Linked DNA regions of Homo sapiens: region 1 is linked to region 2. Evidence: chromatin loops called from intact Hi-C (ENCODE). Cell type or tissue: Calu3. All regions are shown on one strand. Each heading gives the region's core, and the rest is flanking DNA. Links, peaks and the distances in the headings are about the cores only.

The links. Hi-C counts contacts between places; a loop is a spot of excess contacts. Peaks named below come from ENCODE experiments on the same cell type or tissue, not always from the same donor. Only the 100,000 strongest peaks of a DNase experiment are listed, where the experiment ranks them.
Region 1: it touches region 2 in a loop (5-fold over the local background); 6 of 110 quality-filtered maps call a loop at or near these places.

Annotation. Positions count from the first base shown.
Region 1 is chr5:145,977,741-145,985,067 of GRCh38, reverse strand. All of the region lies in intron 2 of SH3RF2 (SH3 domain containing ring finger 2), which reads right to left. All of the region lies in intron 3 of LOC107986458 (a long non-coding RNA gene), which reads left to right. Among named protein-coding and RNA genes, the nearest start is that of SH3RF2, 45 kb to the right of the region's middle. RefSeq lists an enhancer at 5,428-5,722. In Calu3, for the core only: a CTCF peak has its summit at 4,124 (motif pointing right); DNase peaks (open chromatin) are centred at 2,667, 2,927 and 5,567.
Region 2 is chr5:145,904,543-145,913,450 of GRCh38, reverse strand. It overlaps a transcript of GRXCR2 not described here. Among named protein-coding and RNA genes, the nearest start is that of SH3RF2, 28 kb to the left of the region's middle. In Calu3, for the core only: no CTCF peak of the experiment used is centred there; a DNase peak (open chromatin) is centred at 5,050.

The DNA of each region.
Region 1 (7,327 bases), core at 1,880-6,879, 72 kb before region 2:
CCTCCCACCTTGGCCTCCCAAATAGCTGGGGCTATAGGCATGTGCCACCATGCTCAGCTAATTTTTTAATTTTTAGGAGAGACTGGGTCTTGCTATGTTGCCCAGGCTGGTCTTGAACTCTGGGCTCAAGCCATTCTCCTGCCTCTGCCTCCTAAAGTGCTGGGATTACAGGCATGAGCCACCATGCCCAGCTGAAGCCAAGATTTTTAATCACCAAGACCTTCTGCAAATCTGAAGTTTGCCTCTTTCAAATAAAAATTCAGAGCATTCTTCTCATTTATACCAAGTGAAATAGACATGACCTTGGAGAAGAAGTGCCCTGCCTGCCTATAGAGCTGAACTTCATGGAAGGAGCGAGTGGCTGTGCATCAGAGGGGTGCTAAAGACTCACACACCATTTGTCCACTGGACATAAGGTCATTTCTTTCAACAAAAAGTCTGAACTTAGGGAAACCTCCTGAAAGTCTCCAAGAAATGGGAAAGATCACTGATGGGTAAGTTATAGAAGTTATTTGCAATCATTTTTCACTCTGAGATAGAGCCAAAAGTCTTCCTTAGGAATATGAGATATGGCGGAATAAGTGACAGTTCTCTTTTCCATAAGGTTTTATCCACATAGGTGCCAATATCTTTGGCATTGTTCGCTGAGTCTTTTGTATCTTTATCTTCAGAAAGCCTTTCCTATCTCCTTCCCCAAAGCCTGGGTTGGGTCTTCCTCTTTTGTAAGCCATTGCACCCTATACTTCCCCTATCATAACACTCATCACCCTGTGTTGCAACTGCTGTTTTACTTGTCTGTCTGCACACCAGATTGTGAGCTCTGTAGCAGCAGGCTGTATGACTTATTCATCTTTATACTTGCTACGTCTACTCATTCATTCAACAAAAAAGTACTGAGTGCCTACAATAAATGAGACATACACAATACCTGCCTTTATGGGACTTATATTCTAGTAGCATCTAGTAAGCACTCATTTATTTGTTAAACAAACAAATGGAAGAGTAAATCAATAAATGAATATTAAATCACACTATGCCAGTTAAACCCAACCCAAACTTTGGTATTTAGTCAATGCTACTCTTAACAAAAGAACTCCAACATACCCAACTAGTTATTTCCCCAAGATTGGGGAGTATCCAAGCATGCTAGCCAAAGATAAATATAGTATTTTTCTAGGCCATCCTTTAAAAAGGCTCCATTATTTAAAACATGCCTTGAGCTATATCTACATCCCAGTTTTTCCAGTGGGTACTTGCCTTGGAGACTCTCGCTTATTGAAGACTTTTTCTTTCCAACATGCCCTCTGTACTGAGTGTATAATCACCACTGCAGGCAACCATGATGAGTGACAAAAAGTGCCAGCTGGCAGCTCCAGCAAAGGGAACAGGAGAGAGCAAGGAGGTATCTTTTTCTGCCTATTCAGAACATTGAAACCCAATTTATCGCTGGCCTCATGAGCCAAAGAAAGCAGCTCTCAGCAGCTGTTGATCTGAGAGGCTCCAATCTCATTTCCATGAGCTGGGTGTCATTGACACTCATCTGGCTTGTCTGGGAATGAATTGGCATGAAGGAGTCTTCCTCTTTTCATCCCTGAGGATTTGGGTGGGCCTGTTACAAATGGCAGAAAGAGTTATATGGTCACTCTTTTGAAAATAATGCCAAAGACTTTCTTGTTTTTGTTGTGGGTGGACATTCCTTAATAACTACTGCCTGGGGGGTTCTACTCTTCTCATTGCTTTCACCCTCACTCAGTAAATGCTGGTTTTCGCCCTCACTCAGTAAATGCTGGTAAGTCAGCTCTCAAAAAAAAAAAAAAAAAGGCTCTGGTTTGTAGCATTTGCCAATTTCCCTGGTATAAATACTCCTATTTTGGCTACCAACAGACATTGCTGAATGTGAAGTTGGGAAGAGATGTGCCCTATTGCCTGCTAAGAGCTGGTAGAAGCTGGCTCCAAAACACCACTACATAGCTCTCTAATTCACACTTGCTCCAGAGTGAAAGACTGCTTCTGGCTAGCACCATTGCCTTTCTACAACTGGGATTTTAGGATACAGTGTATTCTTTTGCATCTGCTATGTCACTGGGCTCTAATCATGACATTGCGGGGTATTATTATGCCTATTTGGTGGATCTAGAATTCTTAAGATCTAGAATAGGTCTTAAGAATATTCTTTCTACACTCCACCCTCTCCCTCTCCTGCCCAATCGCTACTTATCTTTTAGGTCTCAGCTTAAATATCACATTCCTGAATGTCCATGTCAGGGTCAGGTTTCCATGTGCTTTTATGATGCTCTCACATGCTCTCATGGTGGAATTTGACCAGTGGTGTTGAAGTGGCTTGCTTATTTATCTGCCTCCTTCACTGACTGTAAACTTTGTGAGGACAGAAACTTCTACCCAGCCCACCACTGATCTCAGTGCCTAGTGCAGTGTCTGGCCCAATAAGTATTGTGAGAAGGAATGAATCCATGAATGATAGTCTCCTAATTTCAAAGTTTCCAAATATGTCCTACCAGAACCCCCAAATATCAATTTCTTCATAGATTGGTTAAGGTTTTCAAGAACCAGGGGAGGCTCCTGCTAGAGTGCATGGTCAGCCAGACTTCTCTGTGGGCTGGGTGCAAGTGCTTGCCTCCTCTCGACATGGATCCTCGGCTTTGCCAAGTGTCACAGAAGCAAGCTGAGAAACCTGTTTGGTGTGCTATGAAATGTGCTCATTACATGCATGCCAAGACAAAGACATAGTCAGGAAGAAGCCTCCAGGAGCACCTGCATCTTGATGAGAGGATGAATGTTTATGAATATCCTGGAACCAGCATGTCCTATAATCACTGCAGGACTGAGCCTTATGGATTAGCATGAATTCCCTCAATTTTCCTCCTAGGAGGCTAGGAAAGGGTCGGGCTGCTTTGCATGCTGGGGAGCTGCTGACCTTTTGTCACCACAGAATGTCATACATACCTGAGGCACTCATGCAAATACTTAATCATCTTCTGTAAACACAGCCACTGCCACTTAAAACAGGCAGAAGTAGAGTCTACCACACATTAGTTACTTCCCTTACATTATGTAAGCCTGCAATATAGACTAGTAATGCAGATTTCAGGGTGTTCAGCTTTGTTCTTGAGTGCATATGAGAAAAAATAATTTAACAATTATCAGAGGATCCTGTGATGCCTCTAGAAGCACTGCTGCTCAATAAAACTATCTGCCATGGTGGAAATGTGCTATTCTATGCTGTCCAATACAGCAGCCACTGCCCATCTGTGGTTATTGAACATGTGCCATGTGCTAGTGTGACTGAGGAACTGAATTTCAAATTCTATTTACTTTTAATTATTTAAATTTGAAGAGCTGCATGTGGCTAGTGTCTACTGTGTTAGACAGCATAGTTCAAGATCTAACTATCACTTACAAGAAACACAGAGACTGGTGAACATGTTAAATGACAACACAGGGATGCAATAGGAAAAACTCAGAAAGTGGGAAACTACGAGGCAAATGACCCAATCTCTCTAATAAATAAACTGCATGGGAAAAAGGAAGAGGAGGTGTGCGTGTGGGGGAACCTAGAGCTTAAGAGATTTAGGAAGTTTATCAGCCAACTGCAATGTGTGGATCTTGGTGAATCCTGATTCAAACAAACCATCAAAAAATTATGAGACTGTCTGGGTGCAGTGGCTCATGCCTGCAATTCCAGTACTTTGGGAGACTCAGGTGGGAGGATCACTTAAACCCAGGAATTCAAGACCAGCCTGGGCAACATGGTGAGACCCTGTCTCTACAAAAAATAGCCAAAAAAATTAGCTGGGTGTAGTGGCATATGCTTGTAGTGTTAGCTAATTGGGAGGCTGAGGTGGGAGGATCACCTGAGCTCAGGAAGTCAAGGCTGCAGTGAGCTATAATCATGCCACTGCACTCCAGCCTGGGTGACAAAGCAAGACCCTGCCTCAAAAAAAGAAAAAAGAAAAAAAATTGAGGAAATTTAGACACTGACTGCATATGCGATGACATCAAGAAATGTTTAGATGTGATAATGATGTTGAGGTTATGCTAAAAAATAGAATCTTCATTTTCTAGAGGCAGCTCCTGACATATTTACCAATGAAAGAGTATGATGTGTGGACTTTGCCTCAGTTTCATCCAGTAGGGGGAGGAAGTGAATGGGATATAGATGCAATAAGATTGACCTTATGTTGATAATTGTGGAGGCTGGGCGATAGGTATATAAGCATTCATTATTATTATTTTCTCTATTTTTATATTTAGAAATACTTATAATAAGTTTGAAAAATCAAATCATCAGAGTAATCCTAATGTTGGTGTAAGAGTATGGGCAAAAAGGCACCTTCCTTGAATATTGGGAGCTTAAAATTTCACAGTGAGGAGTAACTAGGTACATTGGTCAAGATTTACATTACGTGTTTTCTTTGCCTTACAAATCCTAAAAATCCTAGTTTTAGGAATTTCTCCCATAGACATATGCTAGAATCTATGTAAAAGATTGTGAAGTGCAGGATCATTTATAATAGTGAAGAATTAGAAATAGCCTAAGTATCCTTCTGTTGTGGATTAAATAAATGATAGCAAGTAACTACTGTGGAATGCTAAGCAGCTTTAGAGAGAATGAGATAGATTGGGGTGGACTGTCATGGGAAAGATTCATGATCTAGTCTCAGGTTAAAAAGAAAAGCAATTTGCAAAAAAATATGTACACCCTGATCTAATACAAAATACATATGTGTATGTGTACACAAAGATAAAGCCTGGAAAAACATACACCTAATTAATTTGGGGAGGGGAGGAACTTACAACTGCCTCGTTACGTGTGGGTGTCAATTAGCTTCAACTCTTGTCGTTTGTTACTATGAATAATCAACAGCTGGTCCTCCCATCAGGTACCCTGGCCTTTCTCCTAGAAGAAAATGTATGTGTCTTCTGGGGCTGAGAGGTTTCATCCAACACAAACTGTTCATCCCTACTTCCAAAGTAGGGCACGTTTCAGAAGTTTATTTATCTTATGATAATAGCTCCCAATTACTGAGCATTGCCCCGTGCTGAGCATTGGGCTAATGTCTCTGTCACCTCACGGGCTCTGGAATAAATTCAGGTTCTCCCACTTGCTACTGTATCACTTTGGACTAGTTACTTCAGCTCAACTTCCTCATGTATAAAATGGAAGGAATATCAGTACCTATTGTATGGTTTTGAGAAGTCAGTGAATAATGCATAGTAAGTGCCTGGTGGATAGATATAAATACTCAATAAAAGTCCACTATCATTTTCTCACTTCAACCTTCCAACAATCCCTATGAGGTAAACGCTATTATTCATCCATTTGACAGATAAGGAAATTGAGTCTTAGAGACAATGGTGTGCTGGAGCCAGCTTCCATGGGCTTGTGAAAGCCAATTGTTAAATTTTCAAAAGTTTTTTGAGTTGGCCGACATCATGTTGATAGTTTGAAAGTAGCCATGATGGGGTATTTCTGCCATGAAAATGAGCGAACCCATTTCCCCCACAGAGCTGCTTGTTAAACATTTACCAGCACACCACTACTTAGAGCAGTAAGATAACTTATCTGAGGCCCCATGGCTGGTGAGTGGCAGAGCCTAGTTCTAGCTAATTCCAAAGGTCTTGTTTGGATATTTGTAGATATGCTTTGTTTGAACAAATCCCTCTTTAAAAGTAACTCTTATCTCCTGGAAAGGCTGTTTAACATCATGTCCCTTGACACTGATTCTCAGATTTTTAGGGTGCATTGGAATCACTTGGAGGGCTTGTTGCAATAAATTGCTGGGCCCTACCCCAAGAGTTTCTTCTGTAGTAGGTCTGGGGTGGGGCCCAAGAATTTGTGTTTCTAGCCAGTTCCCCCAGGTGATGGTAATCCTGCTGGTCTGGGGACCACACTTTGGGAACTATTGTTCTAGCGCAAAATCAGAAATTTTGTGCTATAAACCTTGCCATAATCTTACTTAGGGCCAGGACTTTAATCAGTTCTTTTCCAACAGAATTTAGATTCTAGGCCCTGAGTTTTTCACAGGTGACCATTTGGTAGGATATCTGTGTTCCCAGAAGTATGAGCACAGGAAAACAGGAACCCAATCTTGGTGCCTGTTTCTCCAGTTGGCCCCCATTTAGCTCTGGCAGATATCCCAGGAGCCAGGGCCTCTCCCCACACACAGCAGGAGGCAAATGAAAAAAAGGAAGATTTCAAAGTCTATCTTTAAAACCTGGCAGAAACCTGCCCTATAATTACCCTAAGTGAACTAGTTACAACTTCTCTCGTATTGATGTAGGATTATTATGAGATTGTTCACACAGTCTGGTGGAATTCAACTAATGAATTTAGAGGTGTTTTTTTTCTTTTTTTTTTTTTCCTTAAAACCACCCTCCTAACTAACTCCTGCCTCCTAAATATTGTAGAAAACAAAACCAGGAAGGAAAATGAGGTAAACCCTGAATTAATGTTCTCAATCAGAAAATGTTTATTTACTGAAATGATTGCTGCTTTTGGAAGTACAACTTGCTAAGTCTGGTTTTCTAACTTAAGTATTTCATTTTTCAAAAACACTTAGATGGGGCATGAAGAGTAGACGAAGCAGGAGGGCATGAAGACATATATAAAAGCACCCTGTGGACATCCCTGCAAAGGAATCTAGAGAAGCTAGGATGGGGCGTTGGCCATCCCAAGTTTGCAGTGATTTGACTTATCTCTGCAACCAGGTTCTATGAATGTGCTGGCCAGTGTTGTAGAAGGAAATAGACCAGGGTGAGGGCTCTGGTGGCCACTCTTATAATCTTAGGTTTGGGAGGTAGGAAAGGTATCCTCGGCTTAAAATGTACCAAGGGCTTATACCATATGGACTTGCTTTCATTTAGGGAATCTGATTTCAGGAATATGATTTTTTGCAGATAATCGGAATCCCAGTTTCTTGAGAGTAGGAACCAAATCTTACAAATCTTTCTGGCCCTATGTTCCAGAGCACAGAATTAGTGTGTAAGAATCTCAATAAATGCTTATGAATGACAGGATGTTAATTTGGAAAGAATAAGGGTTTTAGAGTCAGTGATTTGCTTTCAAATCCCATCTAAACTTTCTATCTGTGTGACCTTAAGCAAGTCATTTAACTTCTTTGACACATAGTTTCTGCATCTGTGAAACAGGGGTCAATCAGTCCACAAAATTTACTGAGTGCCTGTGTGTGCCAAAACTGTTCTAGATACAGGAGCTACGTTAGGGAACAAGGCAGTCAGAATGTCTGTTCTTGAGGTATATGTGTATGTAGCATTAGAGCCTATCTCAAGCTGCTTCTTGGGAAGG
Region 2 (8,908 bases), core at 2,323-7,322:
AATTGACTTCCCACCCCGTTTTTTTGAGTGGGCCCTCTCATCTCTTGCCTAGTTCCTGAGCCCACTCTTTCCCCCTTATCTATCAGGACTTTTAGTTACAAGAAAGAGAAGTGGATCCTAGATGATGCAGGCCTTTCCTTAAATATAGAAAAACTATTTGGAAGACCATGGGTCTAAATGCAATGTGCTATCCTGAGTTGGATCCTGGAACCAAAAAAGGACATTAGTAGAAAAACAGGTGAAGTCCACAGTTTGTCTTTTGGTTGGTGGTAATCTACCCACATTAATGTTGCAGTTATGATGAATGTACCATGTAGATGTTAACGATGGCAGGAATTGGGTGAGGGGCATGGGAAGTCTCTACTGTACTACTTTTGTCACTTTTCTGTAAATCTAAAATTACTCTGAAATAAAAATTTGTTTAAAAAGGATAGATGCTAACAATCTATGCACTCAACAATCCATTTGACCAGGGTTACTGTTTAAAAATGTAAATCAGAGCGTTTCCATATCCTCCTTAAAACCTTTCAATGGATTTCCATTGCACTGTGGATTAAATCCAAAACCTATACCAGGCCCGCATGAGCTGGCCCTACTTCTGTCTCTGAGTTCATCTCTGCTTGTCCAAGCTGCCCTTGGTGAGTGACTGGTCACTTTACTCAGGTCACACTGGCCTTCCTACAGTTGACAAGGCCAGGCTGGTGCCACCTTAGGCCTTTCCACAGGACTCCGCCTCATACCTCCTCTTCATAGGCCTCATCTTGCTATTTAGAGCTCTTCTGTGGCGTCTCCACTGCCCACCCACTCCACAGTAGCTCTCCTGCTCTGTCTGTCACTCTCCTTCGCTTTGTTTTGTGTTCTTCAAAACACTTACCACCATCTATCAAATTGTTTACACTATTTATTTGCTTATTACGTATCTGTGTGTGGTCTTTCCCCTGCCCCTGGGATGTCAGCTCCACGAGGGCAGGGGTTTTGTTGCTCATTGCTGTAACTCCAGCACCCAGAGCAGTGGCTGGCATATAACAGGGGTACTGTAGTTATTTGCTGAATGAATGAAAGAGGGGTCATTTCATCCAGGAAGCCTTCCTGATCTCTGGTCAGGGCTAAGAACCCCCTTTTTAGCTCTCATGGCCTCCCGAACCTCCCTCTCCCACAGCTCCTGCCCCACAAGCTGTAACTGCTGATTGACCCACTGTATTCTCCACTGGACTCTGGGCTCTGTGGGGTGAAATGATATTATGACCTTTGTCCGCCCAGCACTGGCAGAACACCTGGAGCAAAGCTGGCACTCAGTGCCTGGGAACTCATCAGGGCTGATTGCCTTCTGGGTGTCAGGTGACACCCTATTTTTGAGATAGGGTCTCACTCTGTCTCTCAGGATGGAGTGCAGTGGCACAATCACAGCTCACTGCAGCTTCGATCTCCTGGGCTCATGTAATCCTCTCACCTCAGCTACCTGAGTAGCTGTGACCACAGGTGTGTGCCACCATACTGGGCTAATTTTTTTGTTGTTGTATTTTTTGTACAGATGGGGTCTCACTATGTTTCCCAGGCTAGTCTCGAACTTCTAGACTCAAGTGATCCTTCCAAATTGGCTTCCCAAACTGTTGGGATTACAGGTGTGAGCCACAGCGCCTGGTCAGATGAACCTATTTAGAGGAGGCCAGTCACTGGCCACTTCATTCTCTTTGTGCTGTCAGTGCCAGGAGTAGAATACATTCTATGTGTCCCTTCTGAACGAATTAAAGGAGGAAATGGGAAAAGTAATCTGGCTATGGGATCTGAAGGGGATTTCAGAAATGGACTTTGACCAATATCTGAGTTCCACCTGCTCAGTGGACCCAAAGGAAGTGTGAATTTGGGGACTCAAGTTCATCTGTCTTGGCTTCGGGTCAGTTCTTCCAAAGTTTTCATCTCCTAGATATTTTCTTGGACCACTTGTCAGCCACATTTTCTACAAGTAGTGTTCTCGGCTTTGATGCTTTCCTTTCATTTCAGTACCTTTCACCCCTTCTCCCTCTGTGGCAGAGCAAGAGCCTTTTCCACTCTGCAGACCCATAGCTGCAACTGCAGCTGCCCTGGGAACCTTGCTCAGCCATCACTGCAATGCACAGGGGACGCCAGACCGTGACACCTGACCTCTTTCTCCGACTAAGCACCAGTCCTCTATCTTCTCTGATTTAAGCAAGAAACAGCATAGAACTGTGGAAAGGGTGTGTAATTCAGAGTTTGACCAAACTAGTTCCTAAAATGTTAACTCGAGGTGCTGATAGATGTGTTCATTAATTTGTGGTGATCAGTACACAACATATACCAAATCATCACGCTGTACACCTTGAACATATAAAATTTTAATTCGCCAATTAAGTATTTTCAATAAAAATAATATAACCCCTTTTTAAAAATGAAAATAAAAGTAAATGACACATTTAAATTTGCTTCCAAAAAAAAAAATACAAAAGAAGCCCTGCCTCATAACATGGGAGTGATCTTGGGCAAGAAATTTAACTTTTCAGGGCCTTGGCGTCCTCATCCACAGAGTGGGGATGTGCCTGTAGTTGTACACACATGTGTGTGCATGCACGGGTACACACACACACACACACACACTTCACATAGTTCCCCTTCTTATCTACCCTTTGATTTTAGCTTAAATCTTATCTGCTTCATCTAAAGTAGATTTCCTCCTTCAGTCTCAACCCTGTATGAGTTTTCTTCATAGCACTTACCACAATGTATAATTCATTGATTTATATATCTTTTATGTTGTCTTCCCCATGACAGTGCAGATAGGAGGTACAGCTATGTGTCACTACTGTATCTCAGACATTGAAATAGTGGATAGTATGTAATCATATGTACTACGAAAGTATATACAAAGTAGAAGTAGCTATACTTATACTATTATAAGTATATACTTATTCATTATAATTATGAATCATTTTAAAAGGTTAACAGTTGGTATATAATTATATTACTATTAATGCTCTCATTATTTTTATGAACAGTGGGGAAATTACTGGGAAGAAGGAAAAAGAAAGTCTCTGGGCAAGAAGGTCCCTTTTTGTTGGTTAATGGGGAAGGGTAATGCAGATTCGCAAAGGTCAGACTGGTCTCTGGTCCTGGCCAAGAGACTCTTAGCTTCCAATGAGAGGTGGCATGTGTTTCAGAGGTTGTCGTTTATGACTGGACCCCGAGTTTCAGAAGTTAAAGTGTCTTAGAAATCTCTTCCATTTCAGCCTACTCATGTAGTTTCAATTTATTTTAGTAATGAATTCAGTTGGCATTTTCCCTCTGGAACCCTGGTATTAAAACAAACGTGACAGAGACTCCACTTGCAGGTACAATAGCGTGGGAACAAAATGAACTTCGATGTACAATATGACTCCCAATATTGGTTCAGCCACAGCGTGACAGTTCCAATGAGTAAGAGCAATGGGAATCTCGTTAAGCCTTACAGTTTAGCACCAGCCTTCAGGAGAGGAGAAATCGTGTCTGATCGTACTGTCCTGTTAGCCTTGTAAATGTGCAGGAGAGAGGAATTGGGAAGCGAGGGGTGAGGGCGGGGGGTAGAATATATAAATCAAGAGATCAGCAATATTTATCCCAACTTTTTGATTGTTTTCTGATGGATCTGAAGAAAGACTAATTGATTAAAAAGGATTTATAAGAGAAGTAAAATGAGGTCATGGTCAGAAGGCTCAGACAGGTGGTGAGAGAATTGTTACTAGTCAGTAATCATTCTATTATTGAGCATCTACTATGTGCCAGGCACTATTCTAGGCATTGATGAAGAAGCCAAAGTCCATGCTTATATTCTGGCGAGAGGAGACAGACCACAACCAAACAAGCAAGCTAATGGATACCTTCTGTAAAGAATATAAAACAGGGTAACATTACAGGCAGTTACACTGAGGGGGGCAATAGAGACTGCTTTAGTTTGATGGTCAGGAAAGTCTTCTCTGAAAGTGTGACATGTGAGTGATAACTGGATACTTGGATAGAGGCAACTGCAGAGAGATGGAAGTTAATAGCATCTCAGCTGAGAAACAGAATGAGCAGAAGCTGAAAATAGACGAATCCTTCTAAATACAAAAATACAAATAATTACCACTTCTACATTCTTTACTATTTACTAGTGATGTTTATTATTTACCAGCTAAGTGCTTGGGACAAGTTATTTGATCATTCTAACTCAACAGCTATAATATGGCAGTAGTAATGACTGCGCGCCTCATAGCCTGTTATGAATTACATATAATAGCAATAAATGCCAATAGTTGTTGAGTATGATGTGCTGTGTACTATGTTAAGTGCTTCACATATAATAGCTCATTTATTTTTTTGATAATGTCCTTAATAAGACAAGAAGTGTTATCATCCCCATTTTGTGGATGAGGTGATTGAGTACAGAGAGGATGAATAATTTGCTTAAGCTCACCCAGCAAATGAGTGGCAGAGATGGGATTTGAACCCAGATCTTCTTCCAAAGTCCTCAACCTTAACCCGCATCTTCCAGATGCAGAAGTCTTGGGTCAGTGCCCATCAGTTACCTAGCCCGGTGCCTGCAGTGGTAGCCCTCAATGCTTTTAGCTCTGTCATTACTACGTACATTGCCTTTCTTCTACCTCCCAGCAGCCTTGAGTAATCTTGGAATCTGCATTTTAGAATGTGACATTCAGAAGTCAATGATTGCCAAAGAACTGGAGCTGGAAGCCAGATCTTCTGATTCCAAATCCCCAGGGTCCTTTTCCTACAGTGAGCATCCCTGGAGTTTTTGCTTATTATAATTGAGCATATTTTGAAAGGAATCCTCAGAAATACACACTGAATTTGCTTCAGTAGATCCAGCTGTTTGCAAAACAATAGGTCCAATTTTCTTCCTTAATACTGCTTCTATTAACATTTAAAAGATCCCTCCATATTCATAGTTCCTATTTTAAGCCAGAAATAAAATTGTCAGAGCCTTTCAGTATTCATCAGCTGATGAAACCCACCAGGATTCTGAATCAACACCTCATCTGCCACCTGTCAGCCCCAGCATCACTCTCTTTGCCTGCCTTGCTCCTCCTTGTGTACATCCTAGGAATTTCCAGATTTTCTTGAGGCTTCATAGGTAGGACTCTTTGTTCCTGGGGAGTTTGCTTTTATTTTCTTGTACATGGTCATTCCTGTTCTCTTGGATTCCTAGAGCTGAACTTTAAACTTGAAAACTGTTTTTTAAAAATAGTCTTTTTGGTTAGGATTGTCGGAATTTAGAATCGACTTCTGAGATTGGAGGACAGTGCATCTCATCTCATTGTCTTACAAGGCAATTACAGTTGGAAATAGGACAAAGAAGACATGACATTGGGGAGGTAAAACAGCTAGAGCATCTTCCTCATAGAACTGGTAAGGCTGGAGCTTCCTCTGATCTTTCTCTGAGGTTGGTGCAGACTTACAGCTGCAGTCCAGACCTTTTCTTTTAATGTGAGACTCTGATATTCAACCACCTACTCCGTGTCTCCACTTAGAAGTCTAGCAGGCACCTCAAATCTAACATGATAGAAACAAACACCGGAACTTCATCCTTAAATTTGCTCCTGTCTGTCTTCCCCACATCTGCTAATAACAACTCTATCCTTTGAGGCACTCAAGCAAAAATGTTGCTCAAGTAAAAAATGCCTAGCTCCTCCACCACTCTGTCCCCAATACCTATTCTTCTTCCCCAACACTTCTCTCTTTCTTCCAGGACCCCGTGTCGGATTCACCAGGAACTCCTATTGGCTTTTACCTTCAAAACAGATCCAGAGGCTGACCATCTCTCCCACCACAGGCCGAGTCACCACCCTCTCTCTTGGTTTCTGTGGTCTCCCTTCTTTATACTCGATGTGGCAGCCAGAGCGATCATTTTATTATTATTATTACTTTTTTTTTTTTGAGAGGGAGTCTCACTCCATCGCTCAGACTGGAGTGCAGTGGCACGATCTCAGCTCACTGCAACCTCCGCCTCCTGGGTTCCAGCGATTCTCCTGCTTTGGCCTCCCAAGCAGCTGGGCTTACAGTTGCCCGCCACCATGCCTGGCTAATTTTTGTATTTTTAGTAGAGATGGGGTTTCCCCATGTTGGCCAGGCTGGTCTCAAACTCCTGACCTCAAAAGATCCTCCTGCCTTGGCCTCCCAAAGTGCTGGGATTACAGGTGTGAACCACTGCATTCCGCCAGGGCAATCGTTTTAAATCTGCATCAGTACATGCCCCTCCTCTGCTCAAAACTCCCCAATAGCTTCTGTCTCTCAGGATGAAAGGCAAATTCTTAAAAAGGCTTCCAAGATCCCCACCTTCCCCTATTATCACTCTAATCTCATCTGACCTACCCCCTGTCCTCTATGCCTTAGCCACCCCGGCCTCCTTGCTGCTCCACGGACCTTCCAGGCACGGTCCTGCCTTGGCAACAGAAGTTCCCTTTGCTGGAAAGCTTTTCCTCTCCACAAGGCTGACCCCCTCACCAACTGCAAGTCCCTTCTCAGCCAAGCCTCCCATGATAACTTTATATAAAATTGCAAACTTGCTTCCATGTTCCCTCCCCTGTTTCATTTCGGATCACTATCTTGCATACTATACATTTAACTCACTGATTTTGTTTATTGTCTGTCCCCCACAACTTCAACTAAAATGTAAGCTCCATGAGGGAAGGAACTTTTGTCTATTTTTGCACTCTATTTCCAGTGCCCGGAAGAGTAGCTGGCAGCTGGCAGACACTGAAACATATTTATTAGGTGAGTGAATGACTGTTTAGGGATTAACACAGTGCCCAACTCTATCTAATCAGGAATCATTCCATGACAAAAAGGCAGAAAAGCAATTCAAGCCAGAAAGGAATGTGATTGGATTACTTCCAGTGCTGTTGGAAATTCAGGGAAATGTTATTTTCAGGGCAGCTCTATCCAGGAACTCAAATGAAGCCATCAGTCAGGGACTTCCTTTCTCTGCTGTCTCTAATTTCTTTCCTGTTAGCTTCATTCTCAGGCAGGTTTTTATTGTCCCCATCAACTTCAGACATACATGCTATCGGATAAGCAATGCCAGTGAGGGAAGATAAGCACCCCCCTTTTTTTTTTTAACATTTTCCCCTAAAGTCCAAGGACACCATCTCACTGGCCTGGCTCAAGTCAGGTGCCCATCCCTGGACCAATCCCTGTGATGCAGAGGAATGAAATACTCCCCTTGGCCAGTCGAATCATCTGATCATCCCCAGAGGAGAGTGAGAGAGTGGGGGTATCAGGCCCACCCACACTCCACAGACTGAGAAGGGAAGGAGGGGTGCCTCTGTAGGGAGAAACATACATAGGTGCCATTACCAGGCTCATCCTGCATTACCAACAGAGTGATTTCTGTAAAATATGGTTATGATCTTGTGACTATTATGCCCCAGAATCCTCAATGGCTCCCGATTAAAATAAATGCTGAAATTCTTGGTCTGGCATTCAAAACTCATCATAATGTAGCCCCAATCTATTCCTCTGGTTTTCTCTCTCACCAAGCACTCCCACATTCTCTTTGCTATGGAAACGCTGGACCATGTGCTATTCTTGGACCACTATTTGTTCATTCATTTATTTATTTATTCATACATCTATAACACTTATTAAGCACTTACTATATGCCTCCCAGCCTTTGTTCATTTAGTGACTGCTCTCCTGAATGCATTTTGCCTCCTCTATGCATATAAAAGCCAACACACTCTTTATGTCTCAGGTTAAGTGCCACATTCTTGAAGATGTCCTCATTCCTCTCCTACCCCGTCCATGCAACTCGGAATTATTTATTCCCTCCATCTCTCTCCATAATACTTTATTTCCTCTCTTGAAGCAGCATTTTTGAAGGTGCCTTGGTTTAATGTTATATATGTAAATACCAATTTCCTCTATTGGACTCTAAATTCTTTGAGGGCTTAGGCATCCCCTCTACACCATACAGGCAGTTAAAATATATTGTGTACATAGTACATCTCTAATAAAAATGAATGAATAACAAACCAAATTGCCTTAAACTTACAGTTTCTCTCTTCGTCACTGTGGTATGTTTATTTGTATAGCACACATTTGGATTTATAAAGTGTTTTCAGGCCTTACATGTTATTTACTTTTCAGAACAGTATTACTGGGTATTATCTCTATTTTAAGGATAAAGAAACAGAATCTCTGATAAGCTAGGCAACTTTTGGGCTGCATAGCTGATAAGTGGTAAGGATAAGAATTGAATTCAGATCCAATATTGACTCTATATCAGTCAAGGGTATTTTGGTGACTGTGTAAGTACAAAAAGTAATTTATTGGTTGATTGGTGGTAGTCAAAGAACCATGCTTTTTGGTAATCACTCTCTTGGGTCGTTCCCTCCCTCAGTGGCTCTGAGCATGGATGTGTGACTTGTTTTGACCAGTAGGACTTTAGCCAGCATGATGTAAGCAGAAGCTGGATAAGTCACGGTGCATGCGGACTTGCTTGTTTGGACTGCTTCCTTTTGGACCTAGCTGTTACACCCTAAAAAGCCCAAGCCACGGAGGGGAGAAGAACCATGCGCCCTTCAAGAGCCCCAGTTAAGTCCTCAGCTGCTACCAGCACCAACAGAGCATGTGAGGCTCATCCCATCTGGAGGCAACTGGTCCAGCCTCTAGATGGCTGAAACTCCAGCTGCAGAACCATGAGAGGGAATACAATGATTGTCATTTAAAGTCATTAGGTTTTAGAGCAGTGTGATACTCAAAAATAGGTAACAGAAACATCAGGCCAGCATCTGACTTACTCTGTCCAACCCCGAACCAATCACTGTGGCTGTGACTGTGGGGTCTTCTGGCTCCTGCCAGGACCACACGGAGCAGGGGAAGAGATTCTCAAGGAAGGGGTATGAGGATTTGTGTGTGACAA